Regions from separate parts of the Homo sapiens genome. Here region 1 is linked to region 2. The links are chromatin loops, found by intact Hi-C in ENCODE. Cell type or tissue: heart left ventricle. All regions are shown on one strand. Links, peaks and the distances in the headings refer to the core of each region. The heading gives the core; the rest is flanking DNA. Region 1 overlaps NECTIN1-DT (NECTIN1 divergent transcript). Region 2 has its middle 23 kb from the start of LINC02744.

The links. Peaks named below come from ENCODE experiments on the same cell type or tissue, not always from the same donor. Only the 100,000 strongest peaks of a DNase experiment are listed, where the experiment ranks them.
Region 1: it touches region 2 in a loop (2.6-fold over the local background); 10 of 110 quality-filtered maps call a loop at or near these places.

The regions. Positions count from the first base shown.
Region 1 is chr11:119,736,259-119,739,174 of GRCh38, forward strand. NECTIN1-DT (NECTIN1 divergent transcript) reads left to right here. Exons shown (of 4, transcript NR_120587.1): 3 at 549-660. Among named protein-coding and RNA genes, the nearest start is that of NECTIN1-DT, 8.1 kb to the left of the region's middle. In heart left ventricle, for the core only: no CTCF peak of the experiment used is centred there; no DNase peak of the experiment used is centred there.
Region 2 is chr11:120,015,994-120,018,909 of GRCh38, forward strand. No RefSeq gene overlaps it. Among named protein-coding and RNA genes, the nearest start is that of LINC02744, 23 kb to the left of the region's middle. In heart left ventricle, for the core only: no CTCF peak of the experiment used is centred there; no DNase peak of the experiment used is centred there; H3K27me3 peaks cover 1,941 bases.

The DNA of each region.
Region 1 (2,916 bases), core at 129-2,628, 280 kb before region 2:
GTGGGGAGGTAAGGCTCGGGCTGTGGAGCTGTGGGTCTTGACTCTTTGGTCTCAGACCTTTTCGGGATCTGATGAGCGCTGTGTCCCTGAAAACTGCACATACGCACAAGGACAGTGTTTGCATGGCAACCTGCTGAAGCCCAGCTGGGGCCTTGAGTTAGGAATCCCTGCTGAAGAAGGAGTGCTTTGGGAAGGAGGCAGCCCTGAGCCCAGACTCCCTGTGATCTGGGCTAATGACTGATGCTAATGACATGGAGAACCCCAAATGAGGAAAGTCCAACCCAGACCCTTCTATAATATGAAGTGAAAAGAACAAGTATTATCCATAGACTGCATTATAATTCTGTAAAAATATACACTTATAAAGAGAAAAATGTGAAGGTGACATGGAGAAATGAAAATAATTTGTGGGTGAAGAGTTTTTATTTTATTTAAAATTTACTTTAATATCATTATGAGGCTACTTTAATAATAGATTTAATTTTATTTCTCTATTATGTAAAGTGCTTTTCCTGAAGAAATGAGCTTTCAAATTATATTTGATTTAGGTTAATATTAATGCCCTGTACATCCTGAGTACATGTTTCCAGAAAGAGGTGATCCAGGAGGCTGCCAAGTGGCCTGCAGGTGACATCCAGAGGGCAGAAAATGCCCATGCAGGTAACTGAATTCTGAGGAACATGAGACCACATGCTACCAAGGAGGCAGCCAAGGGAGAGGATGCTGTGTTCTGGAGTTAGGTTTGAGTCCTGGACCTGCCATTTACTAACCGTGAAACCTGGAGTTTACCTGGGGCTGAGGAGGGGGTGGTTCCCAGGACACGGGACTTTCAGTGCTAAAATTGGGAAGGTCCTAGGCAAAGTGGGACAAGTTGGTCACCCTATTAATAAGCTATTAATACCTCTGTCAGCCTCAGTCTCCTCACTTGTAAGATGACACTGACGACTCCCAGGATCTTTGTAAAGGCATTTTGTATGCCATCTTCATACCTGTTGGGGATGATGATTATCATTGGTGGGGTGGGATGGAGGAAGAGAGTGGGGAAAGGGGTGCTTCTCCCCAGCCTTGAGATCTGAGAGACCAAGAGCCTGTCTGGATGGGTATCATGATTTGTATATGGAGAGCTTAAGACAACTGGTCTCTCACAACTGGCTTTTAACAATAATTCGTTCAAGAAATGTGTATGGACCACCTACAATCAGATCTGTGCTAGGCATTTGGATATTCCGTGAATGGCTGCAACATGCTGTCTTCCTTCCTGGGACCAAAGTCTAATGGGGGAGGCAAGGATCCATAAGGAAGTGGACAGCAGGGAAAGCTAGGGACTTCAGGAATGTCAGGTGTGCAGGGACCCTTCCCTAGTCTAGGGGGTCAGGAAGGGTCAGGGCATGTTCCTGCAGAGATGAGTAGAGCTCCCTTGAGGGATGAGGACTGGCTGGCCAGGGATGTCATGTTGTAGAGAAATCAGGCACAGGAGAAGACAGCAAGAAGGCCCAGAGGCTGGGTGCTCCGAAGGACTGAGAGTAGTTCATTCAGTCTGGCTGGTGCGGTGCAAGAGGTGAGTGTTAGAGAGGGGCCTGGGGAGTCACGTGCCCATGTCATGAGGGCCTTTGTGCTGCATTATGGAGTTTGGACTTCATCCTGAGGGTCACAGGGAGCCGTGCATGGTAGGGCTGTAGCCCAGCAAGCGTGTTTTATACCTGGCCACTCAGCAGCCCCAACCCGTATTGTGCTCAGATGGCATTCCTGGTCCAGGCTCTGGTTTGCCTGTTAGGCCCAGGTCCTCTGGGCTCTGTCTGTCTTGCTCTAAGGCTCTGAGCCTAGCCCATCTGTGGAGCACTTCTGCAGCTCCAAACCTGGTGTAGTCAATCTGGACATTCCCCTGGCAGGGGTCTGCTGCCTGGCACAGACTGTGACTCCAGAGAGCAGAGTGGCACTCCCTCCCAAGCATGCTGCTGTCACCACAGTGTGTCTGTGTGGGTTTGATGGCTGCGTGGCAATGGCGCTCAGGGCATGCCGGGGGCTCACACAGCCCAGGCAGCTGATGATTAACAAACAATTATACTAATCGGCCTAGGAACAGGAAGGCAGGTGTGCACCCCTATGCATGTGAATGCACACACATGCATGCGCACACACATTCAGATTCACTGACATTTATGCCCATCCTTTCATTGAAACTCAGGCGAGCACATGGAGAGATTCCCTGCTACCTGGATGAGATGAATAGGCATTGTATTAGTTTACATGCCATTACCTTCATCAGAGACATGCCCTTTCACCACTGACACATGGATGTCACAAATGCTGTATACACAGCCTCACATAGATGCCCGCACACCTACACTGGCCCAGACCCCTTCTCATGCCTTTACAAACACATTACAAGAATTAAAAAGGAGCATCCATATCAAGTGTCTAGCACAATGCCTGGCCCATAGGACCATTATATTCTATTTTAATATGCTATTATTATATTAAGACACTTTAATATGTGCACATGTACTGATACACTCATAGATGCACACACATTGCCCCATACATTCTTTTAAACCCAGGTGCACACACAAGAGCTCGACTCTTCCGCAAACTGACACATACACTTCCGTGTACACAAACAAGCTCACTCTCAAAGACGTGCAGGTTGCCATAATGTGTTTTCCCATTTGCACCTACACACAATCACCACCGCAATAATAATAATAGCAAAACCAGGGTGGATGATTGCTTCATATTTTTCAAAGGGCTTTCAGGCCTGTAATCTCATTTGATCCTCGCAGCAGCCCTGTGAGACGGGTGGGTGGAGCAGGCATTATTACCCCAGGTTTATGGTTGAAGAAACAGAAGCTAGAGGGGTGAAGTTCGCCATCTGGGAGGCGGCCTGAAACTCAGATCTGACTTCTTGGTAGTGAGCTT
Region 2 (2,916 bases), core at 265-2,764:
GCCAAGCAGTCAGTGCAAGGAGTTAGCTAAGACCAGCCTGTGGCAAGGTGGAGATGCTGCCATCAACCGAAGCAGATGAATGTTGTGGACTGCACGTCGTGACGGGGACATGTGTGCTGATGGGATGCAGGGTAAGGGAACCAGGTGTCCACTTGCTGCCGTTGCTATTTCTGTGCTCCAGACCAGCCTGGGGAACTGAGCTCTGCTCTGAAGCAGGCTCCTACTCCCCTTCCACCTCCTATTCCAGGTGTCAAGGGTGGGAAAAACATACCAGGTTGGAACATCTTGAACTTCCCACCGGTTGTTCCAGGCATTCGTCCGAAGCCACGTCAGGCCTAATGCAGTTCCTTCATCTCTATACACCTGCCAAATCTGATTTATTCTTCAATATTTGCTTAAATGCTGCTTCCCCCTTCTCTCCTTCAGTCCCCACCACCCACTCTCTACTCTGGCCAAATCAGTCTGCTGATCTTATCCCATCACAATTTCCTATTAACATTCCTTTTTCTTATTTATTCTTTCAACATATGGCTTTTCAGACTCTACTCTGTACCAGGCACTCTTCTACAAAGCTGCTGTAACTGCTGCATCCTCAGTACCTGGAATAGTGCCTGGTGCAGAGTAGAGGGAGACACTGACATTCTGGTCATGATTTCCATCTGTGCTTTGGCCTCACACACTGCATCTTAAACTTTAAAAACTCAGCCTTTGCTTCAGCCTTAGGTCATACCTCACCTCTTCCATGGAGCCCTCCTTCAACTCAAGCAGGGTCGGTCACTCCTCATGCTGGACTTTACTGTGAGCCATGCAGTTGATGCGTATCAAACATGACATTTTCTTCTCTTTCTGTGTCTGTCCTCTCTCCCAATGTAAGATCCCAGGAGGGTGAGGACTCGTCTGTTTCGCCTGTATGGTTCTGAAGCACCCAGCAGAGTTTTGCCACAGATAAATAATAACAGCATGTTAGGAAAAAATAACAACTAGCATTCATTGCATGCTTATAAAGGACCAACTACTGTTCAAGATACTTAATAAGTATCAGCTCACTTGATCCTGACAACAAGCCTATGGGGTTGGTAGGAGCTCATGCAGGAAGCACAAACACAGGTGGAGGTGGCTACAGTGGCAGTGGCGGTGGCAGCAGAACTGATAATACCATGTGCCAGGATGAGCAGAGCCGGTGGGTTACAGAACGTGGGCTTTGGAGGAAGACCTGGATTGGAGGCCTGGCTCCATCATCTATCAGCCGGGTGACCTTGGGCAAGTGACTTCTCTTCCCTTGGCTTCATTTCCTTCACTATAAAATGAGGATAATTCCAGCACCCGCCTCACAGAGCACAGAGGTGTGTGACAACTCTATGAGCTGTGCAGACCACGCACCTCCAGCACAGAGCCTGACATTGGTCTCAACAGTCAGCAGATGGGAGTGTTTGCTGTTGTTATTGTTGTTGTTATTATTGTATCCCCCTTCCAAGAATCACCCACACCTGTTTTCTGTTCCATCCTGCCTCAGCTTCCCATCCCCCGATTACCCTCCTTCCACATCCTCAATCAGGTAGAGGAAAATCTGAGTGCAATATACTGAGAAGACACTCTTCAGTCACTACCTTATTCCTCCTCTTCCAACAAATGAGCCCTGAAACAAATAGATCCCAGATGTCACGACTTATGTATAAAAACCCAGGACCTTGGGACCAGAGAGGGAATGGAAGCTCTGCTTGGGTGCTGAGAGAGCACTGAGGACTCAAAGATATGCAAATCCAAGGGGGCAGCTCAGGAAGCCGGGCTACATGTGAGATTGTTATCATCTCTTTTCTGCTACTGCAGCGATGATGATCGGCTGAGCTCTTTCATTAGAAATCTGATGCTGCTGTTGAAAAAAAAAAAGAGAGAGAGAGAGAAATACACAGCAGCCTCAAAATGTGGGCACAAAGCGGTCTCCTGGGGAAAGCAGCTTTATTTGTGTCGGCTACGAGTACTAAGGTCCTGTTCATCCGCTGTTTATTTGTGCTGTTTTGTTCCCCAGCACATGACCTTTATTCCATCCACGTTTTGCAGGGTACCAGGAGTGCTAAACTCTTTGCATTTCTCCTGCATTTACAGCAGTTGGGATCTATGGCAGCCTCCTTCTTCCTGGCTTTCATCTCTGCATCCCTCCATTTCTGCCTGCAGCAGTGAAGCATCAATTATACACTCCAATTATGTGATTACACATATTTTCACTAATTAATAATTCTTGCCACTCATCCTGCCAACTCCCATTGGAGGGCTTCAGAGGGCACTGGAGAGGATAACTCACAGCTCTGCCACCTGGGAGGGAATGAGCAAGGCCTGAAGAATTCCTGATATGAAAGGGAAACTGAGGCACCACAAGGTACTTCCTTGTGACAGAGGCAACCACTGAATCCAAGACTTGCCTTTGTCTTGATAGGGGATTTGCTTGAGCAAATAGATCCATTTGATGTTGCTGCTGCCTGAAGAGGTGGCAGGAAGAAGAAAGTAGTTTAGCCCAGGGGTAGCACTTTGTAGGTGTTAAATTGGCTATCATTAAGGCTCAAATTTCTTCTTACTTATAGAAATCTGGATTTTGGGGGTTACATACCATAGTGTGTCCTCCCCTCTTGAGACTCAGTAGCATGCTGTGAAGAAAAGTTACTCTGTGATTTGGATAAAAACATAGCTCTGTTCCCCAGAGTCATACAGGAATGAGAAGGCTGAGGCCTGGGAGGTGACCCAGTCCAGCCTACTCCATTTTCAGAGACAGAGGCTTGAAACCCAGTGCCATTAAAAATGACAAGCACACCTCAATCTTACGTCCGTTGTCAAATTTAATCATCAAAACAATACCGTCGGGTAAATTTTACTGCCCTCATGTTACAGAGGAAGCTGAGGTCTAAAGAGTGACTTGCCCAAGGT